2 separate regions of the Homo sapiens genome follow, and region 2 is linked to region 1. Evidence: chromatin loops called from intact Hi-C (ENCODE). Cell type or tissue: PC-9. All regions are shown on one strand. Links, peaks and the distances in the headings refer to the core of each region. The heading gives the core; the rest is flanking DNA. Region 1 holds the start of PDE2A-AS2 (PDE2A antisense RNA 2). Region 2 has its middle 48 kb from the start of CLPB.

Evidence for each region. A loop is a pair of places that touch in the nucleus more often than their neighbours do. Peaks named below come from ENCODE experiments on the same cell type or tissue, not always from the same donor. Only the 100,000 strongest peaks of a DNase experiment are listed, where the experiment ranks them.
Region 2: a loop joins it to region 1, with 4 times the contacts of the local background. A loop is called at or near these places in 92 of 110 quality-filtered maps.

What each region holds. Positions count from the first base shown.
Region 1 is chr11:72,582,112-72,590,111 of GRCh38, reverse strand. It overlaps PDE2A (phosphodiesterase 2A), which reads left to right. Exons shown (of 31, transcript NM_002599.5): 10 at 131-205; 11 at 320-361; 12 at 872-937; 13 at 1,198-1,328; 14 at 3,931-4,042; 15 at 4,519-4,558; 16 at 4,678-4,741; 17 at 5,168-5,240; 18 at 5,384-5,561; 19 at 5,799-5,911; 20 at 6,597-6,674; 21 at 7,546-7,668. It overlaps PDE2A-AS2 (PDE2A antisense RNA 2), which reads right to left and starts at 5,506. Exons shown (of 2, transcript XR_001748291.2): 1 at 5,056-5,506; 2 at 1,906-2,311. RefSeq lists silencers at 4,236-4,335, 5,566-5,675 and enhancers at 4,778-5,299, 5,300-5,823. In PC-9, for the core only: CTCF peaks have their summits at 139 (motif pointing left), 4,043 and 4,242 (motif pointing left); no DNase peak of the experiment used is centred there.
Region 2 is chr11:72,474,921-72,490,869 of GRCh38, reverse strand. It overlaps the pseudogene ART2BP. Among named protein-coding and RNA genes, the nearest start is that of CLPB, 48 kb to the right of the region's middle. In PC-9, for the core only: a CTCF peak has its summit at 8,421 (motif pointing left); DNase peaks (open chromatin) are centred at 6,858 and 8,449.

The DNA of each region.
Region 1 (8,000 bases), core at 1-8,000:
AGTTCCAATTACGATGTCCTTCCTTCCTCTCTCCTCCACCCGCCTGAAGAGCCCCGGAGAGGGGAGCAGGTGGGGAGTGGGGTGACCCGGATCCGCGGTCACCCCCTCGCCCTGCCTGTCCCTCTCTCAGCTGCAGCAGGAGACCCGGGCATCCCGCTGCTGCCTCCTGCTGGTGTCGGAGGACAATCTCCAGCTTTCTTGCAAGGTGAGGGCCCAGGTCCACTGTAGAGCGGGGGCGGGGCTGGGCGAGGAACTCGGGTCTCCGAGGGGGAAATCCATTGCCTTTCCTTTAACCAGCCCCCTGCACTCCGTTCCTCAGGTCATCGGAGACAAAGTGCTCGGGGAAGAGGTCAGCTTTCCCGTGAGTCCCGCGTCTGTCTTCTCGTTGGAGTCTGCAGGGGCGGTTGAGGCCGGGTAGACACTCCTGGGATCTGCCTGGAGTATTTGGATCTTCTAGACTCTTGGAATCCGATGGAATTATCTGGATCTTGGGACTACTTAGAAATGCTGCAGGGATCACAACCTGTGATCAGCAGGCTCTATTAGGAAGAATCTCTTAGCATCTACAGAAAGGCTTACCTGGGACCTGTTCACTTCTGTTGGAGTATTTCTGGATATGGATCTGCTAGAATCTGTTGACGAGAATCCTTGGAGTCTGCTTATCTCTCTCGTAGTTAGGGAAGACTCTAGAGTCCTTTATAGCGAATTCTGCCAGACTCCCCTCCATCTCTGCTCATCAATGCTGACCCTGTCCACCATTTGGACTGACTGAAGGGTTCTTTGAAACTTCCAGATTTGAGGGTGGGGACAGGTTGAGATCCCCTGACCTGGGGAGTACTGGGCCCTGACTCAGTCTCTCCTCACCCCCTAGTTGACAGGATGCCTGGGCCAGGTGGTGGAAGACAAGAAGTCCATCCAGCTGAAGGACCTCACCTCCGTAAGTCATGGCCTGGCTGACCCAGAGGGGAAAGAGGAGACCCCACTGCCAGCCCCTAGAGCCAGGGTCTCTGTTACAGAGCAGCCTAGGAATGGGGCAGATAAGACCTGGGGACTTTCTACTGTCCCATCTCCATGACACAGAGCTTCCAGCCTTGCATGAGTCCCTTAGAACTGCCTGTTGCAAAATGTGATGGAGGGCTGGAGGAGGGAAGCATACTGCGCCCTGCTTCCCTGCCCTGACTTGCCTCGCCTTTGCAGGAGGATGTACAACAGCTGCAGAGCATGTTGGGCTGTGAGCTGCAGGCCATGCTCTGTGTCCCTGTCATCAGCCGGGCCACTGACCAGGTGGTGGCCTTGGCCTGCGCCTTCAACAAGCTAGAAGGAGACTTGTGAGTCTTTGTGGGATGATGCAGATCAGGAGATGTCACTGAGAGGCTGGCTAGGGCTCCACGAGGGTAACAATGTGGGATGGGTACTGGGCAGGGGCTACTGTCTCAGCAGCAGTGGGTTGAACAGTGTGTTAGTGCAAGAGAATGAAAGTCATGTTGAGGTCCAAGCTAGTTCCTCTTCTCTTCTCCTGCTTCCTGAAGTTTGGGTAATCTGCTCTTGGGGTATTGGGTTCCCTCCCTTGCCATCCCTGTTTTTGCATTACTGCTATAAACTGCTAGATGGAGGGGTGGGTGTGCTCTGGGTTGGATGAACCCTCTGGGACCCACAAAGCATCATCAACACAGTGGACAGTGGCTAAAGGGAATATGCTTGGGGACTGGGAAAAGCTGTGGATCTTTTGAGCCCCTGACAGGGCAGCTATAAAAATGATACACAAAAATCTCTTTTTTTGTGGGCAGGGCACAGTGGACAGGAAAGCAGGCTTGGAGGCTTAGTTGGAAAGGATATCTCGAGAACTGAGGACAAACCTGGGGTCTAGAAATGGTGTCATAAATAAATTTCATATCCTACACCAACTCATAAACAGGCAGTAGGTGCCTGAATTTTATTGCAAATGGATCTTAGTTCAGGGAGAAACAGTGCTGCGTCTGATGAGCCATTTCTGTCCTGGGTGCAGGTTCACACTTGGGCTGGCAGGATGAGCAGTTTGTGCTGTGTCACATAGGTGGGGAGAAGTAGACAGATGAGGGGCTGAGTCCTGATGCAAAGAGATGCTGATAGGATGCTGGTCTCTGGAGTCCAAGCAAACAGGCTGGGTTTCAGGGCCTGGAGCTCCTGCAGGAGGTGGACACTAGAGAGCCTGGGACTAGGTAGGTGTCAGAGCCCGGGCCTGAGGTCTGCTGGGGTAGGGTGGAGATCCAGGAGTCCTAGGTCTGAGCTGCAGAACCTACCAGCATGGAACTGTGTTGACAGTTGGGTGGGCCTGGAGAAACAAAGATAGGGGCAAGGCAGAATCAGCTGAGGCAGGGAGAATGTGGGATTGGTGGCATTTGGAACTTGTGGGCATCCTAATGGTGGGAGAATTTATGCCATTCAGCAAACAAATATTGAGCACTTAATGTTGCCATCCCAGTGCTGACCAGATGGCCTTGGGAAGGCCTTTGGGGAAGGGAAGGTAGAGTGAATGGGGGTCCAGCAGGGGCCATGACTTCTTGCTGCTGGCTGTGAGATTGGGTTCTAGGATGGCCCCAGAGCTGGAGAAGAGGTGGTATCAGCAGGAAATAAGGATGGGGCCTTGGTGGCAGCTTTGAGGCCCAGGGCAGGGGCAGGGCTATCTCTGTGTCCCACGCATTTCAGGGAGTGAGTGTTGAATGACTGCATGAGCCAGGGTGGGGCTCAGCTCAGTGCAGTGACTACAGAGAAGCTTCCTGAAACACAGCTAAGTAGCCAGAGAACAGGGGCTCCAGAAGCCCTTCAGCTGTGAGTGGGATGGGGCTGGTGGCAAGGCCAGGGATAGGATACACTGACGACATTAGCAAAGACCTCCGAAGTGTTTCCTCTGTACCAGGCTCTGCACTGGGCATGGGTGATATAGTCATGGCCCCATTTCATAAGACTCGAAGCTCATTTTCAGGGCATAGAGGGAAGAGAGTGAGAAGGGTATTCTAGGCCGAGGGAACAGTGTAGAAAAAAAAGCATGAAGGTGTGAAAGAGCCCAAGGTTTTCTCAGAATGATGAGGATCTTTGTGTGGCTGAAGCTGAGAGATGTTCTGGGTTGAGGGGTGACAGGTGGGTGGGGCTAGCTGAGGGACCACAAATGTAAGAAAGGTGTGCAGACAGACCCAGGATGGTGGGGATGGGATCTAGATCCGAATCACTGGATGGCAAGCATGAATGGGGGATGCCCCACCAGGGTGGAGCACCAAGGCCAGCCAAAAAGTGGGGAAGGGCTTAGGCAGGGACACCTCAGGGCAGCGTGATGTGGGCTAAGGCAGGCTCTTCCCATGACCCACACCATTGGTCCACCCAGCCCCATGCAGCTCCCCAGTGACAAATCATTTGGTGGCCAGATTGAATGACGTGAGCAGGATTTGGGGCTTATCTTGTCTCACCAGAGCTAGCTCCATGAGCAGGGCAAGCAGTCCTCTCCACACCACCACCCTAAGATTTCTGGAGGCACCGAATCAGGGCCAGCGGAGTCCAGGGAGAGTGGGGTAGTGACAGGAGCTGCACAAGATAGGGCAGTGCCACCGCCCCTCCCCAAGGCTGGAGGTGTGCCTGGGGAAGAGCAGAACACCAGCTTGAGCCCAGGCAATCTCTAGTCTGAGGGAGGAGACCCAGCTTTGGGCTGGGTAAATCCCAAATCAGAGACGGGAGGTATGGCTCTGGTTTCAAGCATCTAAGGAGGACTGGAGCCCTCCCCTTGGGCAGCCCCCAGTCTGCAGGGTCATGGGGGTGGGAAGCTGTTCCAAGGGCCTGTGCAGTGGTTATATAGTTGGCAGGTGGGTACCCCTGTGGGCTTCTGATGGAACAGAAGTAAGGAGAGTGGGGAGAGAAGCCAGTCTTCCCTTCCCTCCTGAGTGAGCCCACCCCCTCCTCCAGGTTCACCGACGAGGACGAGCATGTGATCCAGCACTGCTTCCACTACACCAGCACCGTGCTCACCAGCACCCTGGCCTTCCAGAAGGAACAGAAACTCAAGTGTGAGTGCCAGGTGAGTGACCTGCCTTCAGCCTCTCTCGGGCACCGACTCGCTCAGTTTTCAGCCCCGAGAGCCATTCAGAAGGGAAATGCCCATGTCTTTCTGGACTGGTGGCAGCCCTTCCCCAGGTGGCTCCATAACCTCATAACTTGAAGGCTTGCAGTTGTTCAGGACCCGCGCCACTGCCCGCAGGCACTGTATGTGATCGCCCTCTAGTGTTCAATTTGGGCACTACAGCAACACCTAGGCAGCTAGAGCTGGCGTGAAGGCGGCTGAGACACTCAGGAGACTCCTCACCTGCACCGGGGCTATTCCCTCACTCCTTCACTTAGTAGCCAAATGATATAATTAGACACTGACAGTTTCTGGCTTGTCCAGTGAGCCCTAGGGAAGGAAGGAGAAGACCCGGGTGCTGTTGGAGGCAGGAGGTTGGATAGGGTGACCCCTACACCCCGACCCCCCTATGATCTCCATTTCCTTCATTCCAGGCTCTTCTCCAAGTGGCAAAGAACCTCTTCACCCACCTGGGTGAGTGCACTGTTCTCTCTGCCTGGCTGTGTGTGGGCATGGGGGCTGGCATTTGCAGAGGAGAGGCGGGAGGTCTTGGCAGCCTGGTCTCACCCTGCCTGGTCTTCTCCCTTCCCCAGATGACGTCTCTGTCCTGCTCCAGGAGATCATCACGGAGGCCAGAAACCTCAGCAACGCAGAGATGTGAGTGACTCTACCCAGGGGACAGGGCGAGAGAGGCTGTGGCCTTCAGTCCCCATCATCTCCTTTCCTGCCCCACCCACTTCCCTTTCTCTGCCTTCTGCGGGACTTCATCACCTTTTGAGGGATCCTTTATTTCATGCCTGTCTCCCTCGCTAGACTGTAGGCTCCAATACAGCAGGGACAGGGCTGGCTTTGGATCCTCAGCTCCTATCACAGTGCCTGGCACATAGTAGGTGCTTCCAAAAAAAAAAAAAAACAAAACACTTGAATGGACACGTTTCTGGAGCCAGCCAGCCCTGAGCAGAGTGTCTTACCTTGGAGCACTCCTCCCAGGCCTCGGAAATCCGGCCTTTGCCTCCTTATGGGACGTGAGGGCGATCAGAGGGGGTTGTCAGGCCCCAGAGGACCAAACCCCTCCCTCCACAGCTGCTCTGTGTTCCTGCTGGATCAGAATGAGCTGGTGGCCAAGGTGTTCGACGGGGGCGTGGTGGATGATGAGGTGAGAGGGTGTGGAGGGAGTATGTGGCCCTAGGGGTGTCCGGGAGTCCGCCGGCGGCGCTGGGGAGCGGCCCGAGGTTTAACAGTCCCCTCTGTGGCCGGGTCACTAACTTCTTCCTCTCGACTCCATCTCTGCTCCGGCAGAGCTATGAGATCCGCATCCCGGCCGATCAGGGCATCGCGGGACACGTGGCGACCACGGGCCAGATCCTGAACATCCCTGACGCATATGCCCATCCGCTTTTCTACCGCGGCGTGGACGACAGCACCGGCTTCCGCACGCGCAACATCCTCTGCTTCCCCATCAAGAACGAGAACCAGGGTGCGCGTGGCGGCCCGGGCGGAGGGGCGGGGCCTGCGCCGGGCGGGGCGGGTCCGAGCGAGCGGGGGTGGCAACACTTCCCCACCGCCTCCAGCGTCCCGGAGCATAAGGGAGTCGGGTTCCATGCCTGGGACGTACGTAACCTGCGGAAACTGCGAGGGCAGGTCCCGGCCGGATCCCTCCCTCCAACCGATCCCTCCCTCCACCGGTGGTTCCTTGCCCCTCTCCCTTCCCCAGAGGTCATCGGTGTGGCCGAGCTGGTGAACAAGATCAATGGGCCATGGTTCAGCAAGTTCGACGAGGACCTGGCGACGGCCTTCTCCATCTACTGCGGCATCAGCATCGCCCATGTGAGGGCGGGGTTGGGAGTGGGGTGTGGGGTGATAGGGGGCGGGGCCCACGAAGGACCCTCGGTTCTCCTCCTCCGACTGACTCTCCTTGTGGATTGATCCCTTGGTCTGGCACTCAGAGTCCCGCCGCTGGGGTGCAGCCTTCAGGACACGCTGGCCACCTCTGGGCTCAGTTTCCCATCTAAAAATTGGGCATACGATTTCCTGCCCTGTCCACTCAGCCTCCTGGGACCATGAGAAACTCCCGTTGTCAAAACCTCCTCTCTTCCCTGGAAGCAGTCTCAACCCAAGCCGAGTGCTTTTTTGGAAGTGCTGGGTCTCGGTGTCCAGGCCTACTGGCGCTCTGGCCTGGGAATCCAGCCCCAAGGTCCCTGACATGATCCCCTCCTTGCTTCTCCTTCCCTGCCATGGGCCTTGGGCTCCATCACTGAAGCCTGGATCAGGTGTGGGGGAGTGCAAAGGGCCAGACCAAATGCTGGGAGAACTTGATGAGGAGGAACCGGCGCGGGGTCTGGATGAAAGTGGGGGTGGGGTCTTTACTGTGGACTGGAGCTTGAAGGTTTTGACTGGGGCCAGAATGGGACAGGAAGTGGGGTGTCTTTTTGACCCCTTCATCCCAGTCCTGGGCATTGCTAAATTTTCACAGCCACCTTCCTTGAGCCCCATCTTTCCCTCTTTCCCCTAGTCTCTCCTATACAAAAAAGTGAATGAGGCTCAGTATCGCAGCCACCTGGCCAATGAGATGATGATGTACCACATGAAGGTGAGGCTTGCAGAGACCTCTGGTCCTCCTCCCAGATTCCCCGGGGACCCAGGGCCAGGCAGGGCTTCCTGATCAATCTCTACTGAGGATGAGAGGATAGGCCCAGAGCCACAGCAGGCCTCCTGCCCTCCTTAGGGGCAGCTCCCACCCCTGCTTAGAGACCTCTCCTCCAAGCTGCTTCTGAGCTCAGTCCCAAGGCTGGAAGTAGCCAGAGGAACCAGCCCAGGGAGTAATTGGTTCAGCCAGGTATTCCCCATGTTCAGGGAATAATTCCCATCTTGGGAATTACTGAGGGCTAGGAAGCTCACCCAGGACCCGTCCCCATGGCTTCCCTAGGTACAATGCCCATGCAGCCCTGGGCAGTCTTAATTGCTGATAATCTATCCCATTCCCTACCCTGGGTCACAAAAGCTGGCTTAGTTCCATGTATATGGTAGTCGCTGTTCATTTGGACATTTCCTCTCACCTGTGTCCAAACCAGAGAGGCCCAGACCTTGTGAGTTGGATCAAAACTGTAGTAGGAAGAGTTAAGGTTAGAGAGTAGAAAGGTCTCCACAAAAGGAGGACTGCTACAGTTACTGTGTATGAAATGCTGCCATGGTTAGGGGGTGTCATGAAGGGGTGTTGTCGATCTTTGCCAAGGTTATGCTGTTACAGATAAAGGGTGGTCACCTGCAGGGAGGCGCGCGGGGTGGGCTGCAGGGCTGTGAGGGGAGGGTGGTGATTTCCTGCCCAGTTACAGTCCACAGCGTGGTGGCCCAACTGTGGTACATTCTGGGTGACGGATCCCCCACCTGCCATGGGAATTTGAGGGTGAAGACACCAGATGGGGTGAAGGCTGTCTTCTAATGCTCTGGCTGGTCTCCTCTAGGTCTCCGATGATGAGTATACCAAACTTCTCCATGATGGGATCCAGCCTGTGGCTGCCATTGACTCCAATTTTGCAAGTTTCACCTATACCCCTCGTTCCCTGCCCGAGGATGACACGTCCATGGTGAGTTGCTCTCCTCCACTTGACTGGCCAGGCCGAAGGTATGTAGCCAGAGGCTTAAGTTAAATGCGCATCAAGAACTTCCTGGGAAGACAGAGTCATCAAGGAAGGCTGTGGAGGGTCCCTCAGAGATGGAGGGGCTTGTAGTCTGCCATCAGGAAGCCATAGGGCCTGCCCAGGGGCTAGAGGCTGGACTGGATGATCCCAAGGGCTGCTCTTGGACCAACCATGCCCAGGGCATGTGACCTCAGGGTTTGCATCCCTCCCAACCCTGTTTTTCTAACATTTTGTGTGGGCTTGGTTTCAAGAGTTCTTAGTTCTTAGATCTCTAAAAA
Region 2 (15,949 bases), core at 4,953-12,952, 100 kb after region 1:
CTCCTGTTGATGGGCATTTGCTTATTTCCAGGGTTTTGCTGCTATAACATTCCAGTACCTGAATCCTAGAAAATATCTAGGATCACAATTGCTTTAGCAGAAGGTATGTGAACATTAAACTTAATAAGCTAATGGCAGTATTTCAGCATTTTCTACTTTGATTACTTTTATATTGGCCATCATTTTTCTTAATATCTAAGAGATCACTTGTTATTTTTAAAAAATTAATTCTTATTTATTATTTATTTATTTATTGACAGAATCTTGCTCTGTTGCCCAGGCTGGAGTGTAGTGGCTAGATCTCGGCTCACTGCAACTTCCGCCTCCTGGGTTCAAGTGATTCTCGTGCCTCAGCCTCCCAAGTAGCTGGGATCACAGGCATGCCCCACCACGCCTGGCTAATTTTTTGTATTTTTAGTAGAGACTGGGTTTCACCATGTTGGCCGGGCTGGTCTCGAACTCCCAACCTCAAGTGATTTGCCTGCCTCAGCCTCCCAAAGTGCTGGGATTACAGATGTGAGCCCCTGTGCCCAGCCAAATACTTTTTTTTTAAATATAACAGTTTTTGATTTACAGAAAAATTGAGCAGATAGTACAAAGAGTTCCCACACGTCCTCTGCACAAAAGTTGTCTTATTATGAACATCTTTGTTAGTATGATACATTTGCCACAATTAATGAACCAATATTGATACATGATTGTGAACTAAAGTCCATAGTTTATTCAGATTTCAGTAATTTTTACCTGATGACCTTTTCCTGTTTCAGGATCCCACCCAGAATATCACAATACATTTAGTTGTCATAGCTTCTTAGGCTCCTGTTGGCTGTGACAGTTTCTCAGACTGTCTTTGTTTTTTGATTATCTTGCGAGCATTGAAAAATACTGATCAGCCGTGTTGTAGGGTACCCCGTTCCTCTCAGTCTCTGGTAATTTTCTTTGCTCTGAGGTCATCTTTATCTGATATTAGTAGTTATTCCTACTTTCTTTTGATAAGTGTTTTCATGCTATCTCTTTTTCCCATCCTTTCATTTTCAACCTGCCTGTGTTTTATATTTGAAGTGAAGTTTTTGTAGGTAACATATAGTTAGGTCATGTTTCTTAATTTAGTCTGCCAATTTCTGTATTTTAATTGCTATATTTAAATCATTTACATTTTTGGTGAAATGTACTTATTTATTTTTAATAATATTTTTTTTATTTCCATAGGTTTTTGGGGAACAGGTGGTATTTGGTTACATGAACAAGTTCTTTAGTGGTGATTTGTGAGTTAAATCATTTACATTTAATGCATTTCTTGGTATGTTAAGGCTTCATTCTGCTATTTTGTTTCTTGTTTTCTATTTTTTCTCTCTGTTTTGTTTTTCCTGCTTTCCTGTGTGTTACTTGAACATTTTTTAGAGCTCTGTTTTTATTTGTCTGTAGTATTTTTACTGTATGTCTTTGTATGGCTTTTTAAGTTATTGCTGTAGATATTATACATATGTACATTATCACGGTCTACTAGGTTATCATTCACTAGTTTGAATGAAACTGGAAATCTTACCTCCCTTTAAATTCATTTAATCCCCCATTTATGATACAATTGTCTTAAAAATTTCCTTTCTCTGCATTTAGGACCGTATCAGGCAGTGTTACAATTTTCGCTGCAACTATCTAACACACTTTAGAAAATTCAAAAGGAGAATAAGTGTTTGTATTTATTTGCCCAAATTTTCCCATACCACATTTATTCTTCCATTTTGATGTTATACGATTTCCTCTTTTATTGTTTCCTTTACGTTTAGAGAACTTCTTTTAACTGTTCTTTTAGTGGTCTACGGGAAACAAATTCTCCTTTGCTTCCTTTATTTTCCTTTGTTCATAAATGTCTTGATTTCTACTTCATTCCTGAATGATATTTTCACTGGATATAAGATTCTAGGTCAACAGTTCTTTTCTTTCAGCACTTGAAAAAGGTTGTGCCATTTTCTTCTGGCCTCCATTGTTTCTGATGAGAAATTGGCAGTCATTTGAATTATTTTTGCCCTATATACAAGATGTTATTTCTCTCTTGCTGCTTTCAAGATTGTTTTTACTTTTTTTATTCATACACACACACACACACACATATATATTTTATATATATATTCTTTTTTAAATTGAGACAGGGTCTCGCTATGCTGCCCAGGCTGGTCTCAAACTCTTGGTCTCAAGCCGTCCTCCCACCTTGGCCTCCCTAAGTGCTGAGATTACAGGCATGAGCCACTGTACCTTGCAAGATTTTTTCTTTGTCTTCAGTTTTCAGAAATTTGGCTTTAATGTGCCATGATGTGGATTTCTTTAGATTTATCCTGTGTGGGTTTTTCTCAGCTTTTTAACTCTGTAGGTTTATGTCTCTTGCCAAATTCGGGGAATTTTCAGCCATTATGTCTTCAATACCATTTTAGCCTCACTCTCTTTCTCCTCTCCTGGGGCTGTATGACAGCAATGTTCCATCTTTTGCTAGGGTCTCACAGGTCTCTAAGGCCATGTTAATGTTTTTTTCAGTCTATTTTCTCACTGTTGTTACAATTGGGCAATTTTTGATGTTCTATTTTCCAGTTCACTGGTTTTTTTTCTGTCTCCTCTATTCTGTTGTTGAGTCTATCCACTGAGTGTTTTTATTTCAGTCATTGTACTTTTCCATTTTAAAATTTCCATTTGTTCCTTCCCCTTTTATCTGTCTGCTTAGACAGTCCATTTTTTCATTTGTTTCAAGTGTGTTCATAATTTCTCATTAAGTGATTTTTACAATACTGCTTTAAAATCTTTATCAGATAATTCTGACATTTCTGTCATCTTGCTGATGGCATCTATGCATTGTCCATTTTGATTAAGTTTAGGATCTTTCTGGTTTTTGGTTTGTGTCATGGACTAAATGTTTGAGTCCTACAAATTAACATGTTGAACCCCTAACCCCCAATGTGCTGGTATTTTAAAATGGGGCCTTTGGGAGATAATTAGGGTTAGATGTAGTCATGAGGATGGGCCCTTTGTCTGATGAGATTAGTGCCCTTATAACAAGAGACAGCAGAGAACTTGCTGTCTGTTTCCTCTTGTGAGCAGAGAGGAAAGGCCACATGAGGACCGAGTGAGAAGGCTGTCGTCTGAAAGCCAGGAAGACAGCCCTCACTAGGAACTGATTGGGCTGGCACCTTGATCTGGAGACTTTTCAGCCTCCAGAACTCTGAGAAATAAATAAATACCATCCAGTCTATAGTATTTTGTTACGGCTGCCTGAGCAGACTAACATAGTACAGCAAGTGGCTTTCTATTAAACCTGTACATTTTAGATATTATGTTATAAGAATCTGAATTGTATTTAAATTATCTGTTTTAGCTGTTTTTTAAATAACCACTCCAGCAGGGGATAACAGGGTGGCACCACCTGATTATTACCAGTCAGGGCTAGAAGTGCAAGTTCTCCACCCAGCCTCCATTGACACATAAGGAGAAGAGCTCCTCATGACTGCCAGGTATGACTCCCAACGTGGTCCTCACTGACACTGCAGTGGGGAGGGAAACTTGTTACTATCTAGCAGGGATGAGAGTCCCAGCTCCCTACTCAGTCTTCTCTGACATTACCCCGCAGGGGTTGGGGTGCTTCATTAGTGTCGAGTAGTGTAAATCTACACTCCCCACTTGGCCTTTGCAGACATGGGTGGTGGAGGAATCACAGTTTTTCTTTGGTGTTTGGCTAGAGTATAGCAGTTACTGTTTAGAAGTTTTCTGTCTTTCTGCGTTCTCCTTTCCTGGTCTTCTGGCTGGAAAGAGCAAGCCTTTGTTGGGCCTTTCCTTGTCTGTGCATGTTGGCATTTGCAAACTGCTCGCTTCTTCACTTCCAAGTCTGGGATATATGAGGCAGGAAGAAAATGTAGAGAACTCATTACTGTGTCACTCCTTCAGTCCCAAAGTCCCTATCTGGTCTCCCTTCTTCTGCACATCTTCCAAAGTCTAATGTTTATTTTACATATAATGTACAGGGACTTTAGCTGTACTTGGCAGGAAGAATAGGGAAAAGTACACCTATTTCATCTTCAGGGAAAAGGGAGTTCTATATACTGAGTTTTCAATTATAATTATTTTATGACTTTATGTCTAGAAAGTCTATTTTTCTCTTTTTCAAGTCTGCTTTGCAATTCTTTATAGTTTCTCATTTCCTACACATGCTTCTCAAGCATTTCTGTCGTTTATTTATACTTATGGAGCATGTTATTATATAAACTCTGATAATTCCATTACTGGATTTTTTGTCTTCTGAATCTCTCTGTTTTCATTTCTACTAGTCCTTGCCCATGATACCTTATTTCTTTGTGTGGTTAATTATGATTTACACTAAATTATTCACCTTTGAATTTTATTTCTAAGACTTTAAAAAGACTTTTTAGGCTGGGCGCAATGGCTCACGCTTGTAATCTCACCACTTTGGGAGGCCGAGGTGGGCAGATCACAAGGTCAGGAGATCGAGACCATCCTGGCTAACACAGTAAAACCCCGTCTGTACTAAAAATACAAAAAAAATTAGCTGGGCGTGGTGGCAGGCGCCTGTAGTCCGAGCTACTTGGGAAGCTGAGGCAGGAGAATGGCGTGAACCCGGGAGGCAGATCTCGCAGTGAGCCAAGATCGCACCACTGCACTCCAGGCTAGGCGACAGAGCGAGACTCCGCCTCAAAACAAAAAGGCTTTTTATTGAAATACAACTTACATCAGCAAAGTGTAGAAATCCTAAGGTTAATAACGTTTTACTTATGTGTGCACCTGTGGAACTATCACCCAGATCAAGATGCAGAACGTTGGCAAAGCCTGGTGACTCACGCCTGTAATCCCAGCACTTTGGGAGGCCAGGAGTTTGAGACCAGCCTGGCCAACATGGTGAAAACCCATTTCTACTAAAAATACAAAAATTAGCTGGGCATGTTGGTGTGTGCCTGTAGTCCCGGCTACTCAGGAGACTGAGGCAGGAGAATTGCTTGAACCCGGGAGGCAGAGGTTGCAGTGAGCCGAGATTGCACCATTGCACTCCAGCCTGGGCAAAAAGGGCAAAACTCCATCACCCTCCACCAAAAAAATACAGAACATTTCTGGCACCCCAAAAGACATCCTTGTGCCTCCTACTAATCAGTACCCACTCCAACAGTAACTGCTATTCTGATCTCTACCACCATATATTAGTTTATCCTATTTTAAAATGTCATATAAATGGAATCACATAATATACACTTTTTGTATGTCTGGCTTCTTTCATTTAACATTGTCTTTGAGATTCATCCATATTTTTCATGTATCATGTTAGTAGTTCACTATTCTCATTGCTGTTTAATTTTTCACATGTATGCTATATTTATATATATTCCTACTGATGTCGTGAATATTACATATGATATTTCATACATATTATTTAAATATCTAGTATGATTCCTTTGTCAGATATATGTACTGCAAATATTTGCTCCCAGTCTATGAGTTGCCTTTTCGCTTTTTTTTTTTTTTTTTGAAACAGACTCACTGTTTCCCAGGCTGGAGTGCAGTGGTATGATCTCAGCTCACTGCAACATCCACCTCCTGGATTCAAGCAATTCTCCCACCTCAGCCTCCCGAGTAGCTGGGATTACAGGCATGCACCACATGCCTGGCTAATTTTTGTGTTTTTAATAGAGATGGGGTATCTCCATGTTGGCCAGGGTGGTCTCGAACTCTTGACCTTAGGTGATCTACCCACCTTAGCCTCCCAAAGTGCTAGGATTACAGGCGTGAGCCACCATACCTGGCCCCTTTTTGCTCTCTTAATGGTGTCTTTTGGTGAACAGAAGTTCTTAATTTTGGTAAAATCCAATTTATCAATCTTATGTTCTGTCTAGGAACTCTTTTCCACCCATATTCTCCTAGAGGCTTGATTGCTTTATTTTAGCTTCCACATTTAAGTCTACGATCCATTCTAAATTAATTTCTGGTAGTTGCGAGGAAGGAGTCAAGGTTCAATTTTTCAGCTTAGTTATCCCATCAACCCATTTATTTAAATAACTGATAAATTGGAATGGAACCTTTGTCATGAATCCCACACATAAATATATGTGTGGGTCTGTTTCTGGGCTCTCTGTTCTATTCTTTAGGTGGTTTTTTCTCTTTTTTTTTGTTCCCAGAGGAGCAATAAAGAGTTGCATAAAGAAAAAGTGGATGAAGTCCTCCCACCCTCTTCTCTTTGAAGTAACCACGTTACCACTCTGAGAGGCATTTAGCTTTCCTCCATGCTCTTACAAACATATGTAATCATACACAGTGTGCATTTACAAAGAAGTTTTTAACCACATGGGGAGATGCTTTCTTGTAAAACAACGAGAGTAGAATATAAATTTGTATGTATCGAATGTAAATTTCTATGTATCAAACTGTATAAGAGTAGTAATAAAAAATAGCACTTACCATGTGCCAGGTGCTTTACTAAGTGCTTTACGTATATTAACTCATTTAATTCTCACAGCAGCCTGAAAAGATAGGGACAATTTTGCTCCCATTTTACAGATGATGAAATAGAGACACAGAGAAGGTGGAACTTGCCCAGTGCCATACAACCAATATGGTGGAGCTAGGATTCAAACCCAGCCTGTCTGGCTCCAGAACCCATATTCTTAACCAGAATTGGTTAGAATAAGACACGTGGAAACATTAGTTGCACTTACCTCTATGAATTATGATTTTTATTATTTATCCCTTGCTCACTGCCCTTCACCCTTCTGACCATTAGGGCCAAGTTCTTTCCCAGCCTCAAAGCCTTTTCATTTCTAGTATAGACAGTTCCTCCATGACTCACTGCTCAATCAACTGCTATTCAATTTTGAACTCTCAGCCTAAATTCCCCTTTCCCATGAAGTTCGACCTGACTTCCTACACAAGTATGGCTTCCCTGAAACTATTTCACAACTTCCTGTCCCGTGCTTTTCCTTTCTAGCAGTCAGCACAATTGTACATAACAACTTCTGGAATGAGTTGTTTGAACAGCTGTCTTCCCTGAGCACCCCCTAACTGTGGGCTCTATGAAAGCAAGCTCTGGGTCTGTCTTGTTAATCTTTGGGTGCCCAGAGCCTTGTCTGAAACATGTAGATGCATGTGAGGGTTCCACTGTGGAGCAGATCAGCGAGAGATAGGCCAACAGGAGGCATGGCTTGGGGAGCCTTCTCAATGTGTTCTAATACGGGTGCAGAGGGAGGTGCTGGAATCAGACACATAGCCCTGAGTTAAAATACTGACTCAGCAAGCTGTGCAAACCTGGACTATAACACTCATGTTCTGAGATCTACTTCCTCTCATATAATATGGGGTTAAAAATATCACTTCGTGGCCGGGCGTGATGGCTCACTCCTGTAATCCCACCACTTTGGGAGGCTAAGGCAGGTGGATCACGAGGTCAAAAGATCGAGACCATCCTGGCTCACATGGCGAAACCCCATCTCTACTAAAAATACAAAAAATTAGCCGGGCGTGGTGGCTGCGCCTGTAGTCCCAGCTACTCGGGAGGCTGAGGCAGGAGAATCGCTAGAACCAGGGAGGCGGAGGTTGCAGTGAACCGAGACCACGCCACTGCACTCCAGCCTGGTGACAGAGTGAGACTCAGTCTCAAAAAAACAAACAAACAAAAAAAAACCCCTCATATCTACAAGAGTACATGGCACACAGTAGATGTCCAATAGTTAAATGAATTTATTGAACGTTTTTGAAAGAATTAAATATGATTTTTTTCCAGTTTCTTAACTTCTCTGTACCTCTGTTTTCTTATCTGTGAAATGAGATAATAAATAAATGAACTTGCCTGTTTCTTTTTTTTTTTTTTGAAAGGGAGTCTCGTTCTGTCACCCAGGCTGGGGGTGCAGTGGCGCAATCTTGGCTCACTGCAAGCTCTGCCTCCCGGGTTCACGCCATTCTCCTGCCTCAGCCTCCCGAGTAGCTGGGACTACAGGCACCTGCCACCACGCCCGGCTAATTTTTTTGTATTTTTAGTAGAGATGGGGTTTCACTATGTTAGCCAGGATGGTCTCGATCTCCTGACCTCGTGATCCGCCCGCCTCACCCTCCCAAAGTGCTGGGATTACGGGCATGAGCCACAGCGCCCGGCAAAATATGCCTTGCCTATTTCTTAGGATTGTTGTGAGAATTCAAGAATATAATCCACGCAAAGCACAGAACCCAGGGTCTAGCATGGAGGAAATGTTCAATAACGGTTAACTATGCTTCTTATTATTATGGGTAAAGCACCTTCTGGAGTGCCCAGTGCACAGTAGGCACTCTGTAGATAGATGGTGCCAAATGTTACTGACTTAGCCTGGGTGGTGTCATGTCCGGCTGCTTCTAGGGCAATGCAGGGTCCTGGCTCTGAGCGCGCCTCTTGGTTCCAGGTTTGGTGCTGTACTGACACCACCCAGTGGCCAGCATGGGCTACTGTAATCCCAGCCTTGGCTAATACCTTGCTCCAGGGTTACTCTTCCAAACCTGGACTCCGTCCAAACCTTAAGAAGAGCCTTGTGCATTCCCTTGGAAAACTGGGAACACTGGCGACAGAGAAGAGGAAATGGATTTGAAAGATAATTCAAGAATGTGGATTCAACAGACTTTGTGATCAATTATATATCCAGTGGGGAAGGAAGATGGATTTGTCTAAAATAGTGGTTCTTAAGTAGGGGTGATTTTGCCAAAAAGGGGACATCTGGCAATGTCTGGAGACATTTTTGGTTGTCACAACTTGGAAGGAGGAATGCTATTGCAGTCTAGTGGGGATAGACCAAGGATGCTGCCAAATATCCTACAATGCACATGACAGCCCCTCGATAAAGAATAATCCAGTCCCACTGGGCACAGTGGCTCACGCCTATAATCCCAGCTCTTAGGGAGGCAGAGGCGGGAGGATAGCTTGAGCCCAGGAGTTCAAGACCTGCCTGAACAATATAGTGAGACCCTGTTCTCCACAAAAAGGAAAAAAAAAAAAGAATTATCTAATCCAAAATGCCAAAGTGCCAAGGTCAAAATAACCTGGTCTAGACAGTCTAACCTGGGCATTCACTGCATCAAGAAAAGCTGTGAAAAACCTGTCACATGAGCTATCACTACTGTGTCCAGTTCAAGGATCAGGTAGGTCTGAGGACAATCCTAGCCAGGAGCTAGCACAGCCTATGGAATTCTCTCAAGTCAAGGAAGGGGAAACATTATTACAGATCATTTATTTCTTCAACTTACAACATTTATGATCACAATACATATATTTAAACTATTGCTGACAGTGTACGTGGTTATTAATCACACTGAAGGACTTAAACACAGAATACAAGTCATGTTAACTAGAAATTCTCAAAGTAGGCCTGGCGCAGTGGCTCACACCTGTAACCCCAGCACTTTGGGAGGCCAAGGCAGGAAGACTCCTTGAGCCCAGGAGGTCGAGACCAGCCTGGGCAGCATAGAGACCCTATCTCCAAAAAAAAAATTTTTTTAATTAGCCAGGCATGTTGGCACACACCTGTAGTCCACCTACTCAAAAGGCTGAGGCGAGAGGATCACCTGAGCCCAGGAGGTCAAAGATGCTGTGAACCATGTTTGTGCCACTGCTATCCAGCCTGGGTGACAGAATAAGACTCTGTCACAAAAAAAAAAAAAAAGGAGGGGGGCAGGATGCAGTGGCTTACACCTGTAATCCCAGCACTTTGGGAGGCCGAGGTGGGTGGATCATGAGGTTAGGAGATCGAGACCATCCTGGCTAACACGGTGAAACCCCGTCTCTACTAAAAAATACAAAAAAATTAGGCAGGCATGGTGGCGGGTGCCTGTAGTCTCAGCTACTTGGGAGGCTGATGCAGGAGAATGGCCTGCACCCGGGAGGCGGAGCTTGCAGTGAGCCAGATCGTGCCACTGCACTCTAGCCTGGGCGACAGAGCGAGACTCCATCTCAAAAAAAAAAAAAAAAAAAAAAAATCTCGAAATAGGTCACACAATCTTAGAATTCAATTAGGAGATCCTTTGGATTTCCTTGCAGAAAAAAAGCAGTAACTGTGAACCAAGGAAAAGATTCCACTTCTCGTGCTTCCTAGTATTTGCTATAACAAACTTGGGAAGCAGTCAGATCCTTACCCTTCCTTTAATATCTGCTCTACGCTATAGAAAATGTGCAGTCAGAAAGCAGGTTAAGGGCTCCACTTAGTGGGAAGCAACAAGACCAGGAGATCAGGCAGGAGAACCAGGAGCACAAGGCCTTCTCTTGTGTCTGTGAAGGGAAGAAATGTCTCAGAACATGGACATATGAGACCTTTCCAGCTCCACCCTTCTGACAATAAACCAGGCCTGGCCTGGTGGCTCACACCTGTAATCACAGCACTTTGGGAAGCCAAGGAAGGGGAATTACTTGAGGTCAGGAGTTCAAGACCAGCCTAGGCAACATAGTGAAACCCTGTCTCTATAATAATAATAATAAAAAAATCAAAAACAAACCAGACAGAGGGACTTTCGGGCCCACTCCTCTACATTCTCATATGAAATCCACTCTCACCACCGGGAATTCCTGTGACACTCCAAAGATTCCAAGGATATTATCTTTTAGTTCCTTTCCTCTCCACTGGAAATTCCAACCCAAGAAAGTCTCAAACTGCTGCAGCTGTCAAGCCTGATGAACAACTCAGTTCCTCCACCTGTAGGCCTTTGTGCTTAGGGCTGCAAGTCCTCAGCTCTGAATGACCTTGGCACCCCGGGTGCTGCTCCTTATGTGAGAAAGACCTTTCCTATCTGGGCCTGGCGGTCCTCTGGCCATTAGGGGAACCCTCTGTGCTTGTCTTTCTCCACCCCTGAAAGTATCTCTGGCTCTGGAAACGCTATTTTTTGTGACATTCTCCACCCAACATGGCTTTGCAAAATATGTGTTCTACTCACAGGTTGACTGGTGTACTTACTCTTGGTGAAGCTACCAGGATCTGGTGGGAATCATTTGCTCCAGATGTGAGGTGGCATCTTTCCTCTGCTGGCCTATTTACCTGACCATCCTGTTTCCAGTAAGGCCCGATAGGAATTTTGCAAGCCTACAAAAGTTCCTTTCGAAAGCTCAAAGTTCCCCTGGAATCACACCTTAAGTTTTTGTTTTTCTGTGTATGGAATGCTCCTATATTTTCCAGAGAAATTTTAGAACAAACTTCCATGGACGTATTCTACAATCTAATCAGAACTTGAAATTACTCCACCTTTGAAATCTCAAGGCCCATCAATCTGTTTTCTGACCACCCCTCTCAGTCTGCCCAGCTTCCACTCTCTACCTCCTAGAGCACCTCATAGAGAGCACCAGTTCCCAAGCCTGCCTCCATCACCATGGCCACCTGCTGAGTTCAGGCACCCTCATCTCTTGCCCCAATTTCTGCAGCAGCCACAGCCTTCTGCCCGGAACCAGGTCTGCCCATTCTCCTGGCCCTCTGATGTGTCCCCCAACGTGGCAGTAGTTTTCATAACTCGTTCTGCCTGGTGCCCAACAGATCCTTCTGGCCTTTCTGCATAGCAGAGGTTGGGAGCTTTACTGGACTGCTAAATTGCCTCATGGCTCTGTGCCGGTGCCCTGCTCCCTATTCCAGGACATCAGCAGACCCAGACTCACTTGAACTGAGAAGCAGTAGAAATTACTGGCTTTATTTTTTCAAAGTTAACATTATTATTGTTTTTAAGGGTGACATTCTGAAACACCTTAGAGCTTGGAATCAGCACTTCATCTTCACGTGGGCCAAAAGCATATCTCTAATAGAAACTTCTAAGAAGGTTCTGATGACAAGGACTGAGGCTTTCTATTAAAATATGGTGTGTATGAGTAGCTATTTGTTGAGGGAAAAAAATACAAGGAAAATTGGCCAAAATTGCATTGCCTCTCCCATGGTAATGAAACTTGGTGCAACAGCCTCTATAAATGATGTAACACTGCCCTGTAGTGAGAAGTTGAAGAGCTCTTGTCAAATAATAAGAGAAAGCTTTAAACTGAAAGTTTTGTAAAATTTGGAGGAATTCTCTTACAGTCCTGCTAATAACCCTGGCACTGTATACCCAGTACAGGCCACTAGAGCTGTTCTGTGGAAATCGTTGAATTGTTTATTTTGGTTTGGTTTGTTTGTTTCCCCTCTGCCCTTTCACATTCAGTTTTAAATTTTTTGTTTGCTTTCAGTTTCTCTCTCTCTTTTTTGTTTTTTTAATTTGAGACAGGGTCTTGCTCTGTTGCCCAGGCTGGAGTGCAGTGGTGTGATCTCAGCTCACTGCAGCCTCAACCTCCCGGGCTCAATCAATCCTCCTGCCTCAGTGTCCCATGTAGCTGAGACCACAGGCGTGCCACCACGCCCAGCTAATTTTTGTATTTTTGGTAGCAACGGGTTTTGCCATGTTGCCCAGGCTGGTCTTAAATCCGGAGCTCAAAGGATCCACCCACTTCAGCCTCTCAAAGTGCTGGGATTACAGGTGTGAGCCACCGTGCCTGGCTGAAAAATTGTGATTCTTATTTATAATCCACCATCTCTAACAGACCCTCATCATAGCTCCACTCCAGGGTCTTCTTGTTTTATAAAATATGAAGGAGTAGCTGTCAGTAGGATGAGGGTCCAGAGGTAGTAAATATTACCTGTACTATTAGCCACCAAATTGGAGTCAAAAGGTGATCTGTCATGTCTAAAATTGATGTCATCTAGTAGTTGAACAAAGACTTCACATAAGACCGTGAAAGTGAGGCCTGAGCACTAACTTCATTGTTGTTGCCTTATTTCTGTGCTAACGACCATCAACCACCAGTGTAGGGTCCAGAACTCCAGACTTGCATTTACGTCTGCATCCTGGACACCTTCCATCTTAGGTAAGTTCCAACAGAAAATTTCTCAATGGTGCGTGTTTTCCATTTCTTCCAGCATGGAGCTATTTTTATTAAACGATGGAATGTTATTATCATCTTTAAGTCTGCAGTCCTATATTCCACCGCCGTCTGACCTAATTCTGCCAGAATCTGGAGCACGGCAGAACCTGAGAATGGTCGACAGGGCCAGCAGGATAAGAGTGAGTATCTGTAGTAAGCCTCTTTGCTGTCTTTGAGTTCTCCTTGATCTGACTCCATTTTTAAATTTTTATTTTGTTATTTTTAGAGTCGGGGTCTTGCTCTGTCACCCAGACTGGAGTGCAGTGGTCCGATCATGGTTCACGGTAGCCTTGAACTCCTGGGCTCAAGCAATCCTCCCACCTCAGACTTCTGAGTAGCTGGAACTACAGGCACGCACCATCAAGCCTGGCTAAGTGGCTGGAATTTTTTTTTAAGAGAGATTTAAGCGAGGTGGGGTTTTGCTATGTTGCCCAAACTGGCCTCAATCTCCGGGCCTCAAGCAACCCGCCCTCCTTCAGCCTCTTCAGTTATTGGAATTAGAGGCGTGAGCCACCAAGCCCAGCTGTGACTCCATTTTTGAACTTCTTTTATTTGAGAAGTCTTCGTCATTTCAGAGAGTGATCATAAACTGAGCCTGTCCACTCCCCTGATACCTTTCCCATGTAACCCATAAAAAGGTTGAGTTTTCTGCTTTTATCCCTAGGCTAGACTAACCTTTCAAGGTCCTTCCCCAGACCAAAGGTTAGAAAAGAATTCCAACTTCTCACATTTCATGTTAAACCACATGTCCCTAGATTGTCAAGTCATACTTAAAATAAAATAACTGGGCCAGGTATGGTGGTCCATGCCTGTAATTTTAGCACTTTGGGAGGCTGAAGCAGGAGGATAGCTTGAGGCCAGGAGTTTGAGACCAGCCTGGGCAAGATGGCAAGACGCAGTCTCCACACACACAAAAAAAAGTTTAAAATAAAATAATTGATATACTGAAGATGACTAAAAATTAGAGTTTCTCCTTAATGTTTCTAGGAATTATGTTGTTCTAAAACATCCAGTAATTCACTTTCCCCTTAATAATTAGAATTAGTTATCCCAGCCGATAGAGTAACCCACATCTCTGCCTATTGGCTCAGCGGCATGAGGAAAACAAAATGGCAACTGAGCAGTCTTAGCTTCCAACTTAACGAGTCTGCAACTATGTTCCCTATTGGAAGCATTTTCTCCCTTAGCAACTAAGGCTTCTAAACCTGCAAGGAATAAGACAGTGGGGACAAGAAGCAAATATTCTTTAACTGGATTATTAGATGCATTCATGAGAGGGGCCTCTCTTACTCCACCCTCCTCCTTTCTATGCTTGTGTGTCCCTGCTGTAGAGAAAATAATGTCATATATTGGTTGCTGATGTAAAGAATGTACTGCTCTTCCATTTGTTAGGGTGCTGTATTTCTGCTGGCACCATAACTGACCTTCAGCAGGTCATTCTCTCAGTAACCATGACCTTCATAGGTGATTCTCTCAAGCCAGCTGTTTCTGGGTGATAACATATATCCTAAGGTTAACATAAATCTCATGGTATGAGCCTGTTGCCACACCTCTTCCACTATAAAATTAGCCTCTTGGTCAGATGTATGGGATACCATGTTGGTAAAGATGACATTCTTGGCTGGGTACAGTGGCTCCTGCCTGTAATCCCACGGCTGTGAGAGGCCTAGGCAGGAGGATTGCTTGAGGCAATCCACACGTGCTTTCCAGCTTTTCCAGCTTCAATGCTAGTCTCTACTCATTCTGACCACTAACCATGAAAAGAAAGGAGTTTGAACCAGCCTGGGCAACACAGCAAGATCCTGTCTCTATAAAAAATTTAAAAAGTTAGCCAGGCATTGTGGCATGTGCCTGTAGTCCCCGCTACTCTGGAGGCTAAGGTGGGAGAATATCTTGAGGCCAGGAGGGCTCATATTGGAAGCTACAGTGAGCTATGATTACAACATTTCACTCTAGCCTGGGTGATAGAGCAAAACCCTGTCTCAAAAAAAAAAAAAAAAAATGACATGGTTCTGGTAGAAGCATTAGGAACAAGGAAAAAAACTCTGGAAACATATCTATTCCCATGAGAGCACTTTCTGTCCTCAATGAAGGAAGGGTTCCTATTAAATCAGTTACCACCAGAGATTCCTGGCTAGTTTCTCTGGGGAATGGTGCCATACTGGGGACTCATCCTTGGCTTCTGCAGTTGGCAGCTGGGCACTCACTAGTGGTGGTAGCCAAATAAGCTTTGGTGAGAGGATATAGATGTTGTTAAGCTTGTGTGCAGCTTCCATCTCTTCCATCTTGACACTTTGTACCTGGTCCATTGAGCAACAACTGGAGGGGCTGGGGAAGGAGGCCAACTGACATCTGCACATCCAGTCATCTTGTCCACCTGATCACTGAGTGACTCATCTGCAGTGGATGACCTCTGTTGGGTATTTTTGTGGGACATGATTGCCTTCATACTCTATGCCCATTCCAAGAGGCCCATCTACGTATCTCTTCTCCAGGTCATCCATGTCATGAAGCCACAGAGGCCATAGGAGTGGGTGAAGGAGAGACACTAAACAATGGTGAATCATGCAGCCAATGGAAGGGGTTCAGTCAATGACTAAGTATGTCTATTTTAACTATATATGCAGGAACAAGGGAAATAACTAGATTCATTGGACCCACTGTCCAGTGATGGACTGAGGCCAAGAATCCATGTATCACATGACCTCCATAAGCCCTTGTTCCGACCAGAAGACCAGGTTGGCATTTTGTACCACCAATGATTAGTACACACTCAGAACCAGTGTATAATAGCTTCCAAAGGGTTTGGGTATTTTCTCTCCCAATGCACAGTCATTTTAGTAAGTGGCTGCAGGCCTTTCCAGGGGAGGCTTGGAGGAAAGTTTGTTTGTAATATATACTTACTGCCACATTGCAAGATCTTTCCTTAAAGGGACTGAGCCTTTCTCTCAATCAATGAGCAATAGGCCTGCGAACTGTCTTAGGTTTAATAATTGGGTATGAGGCAGTAAATTCCCACTGTGGTGACTTGAA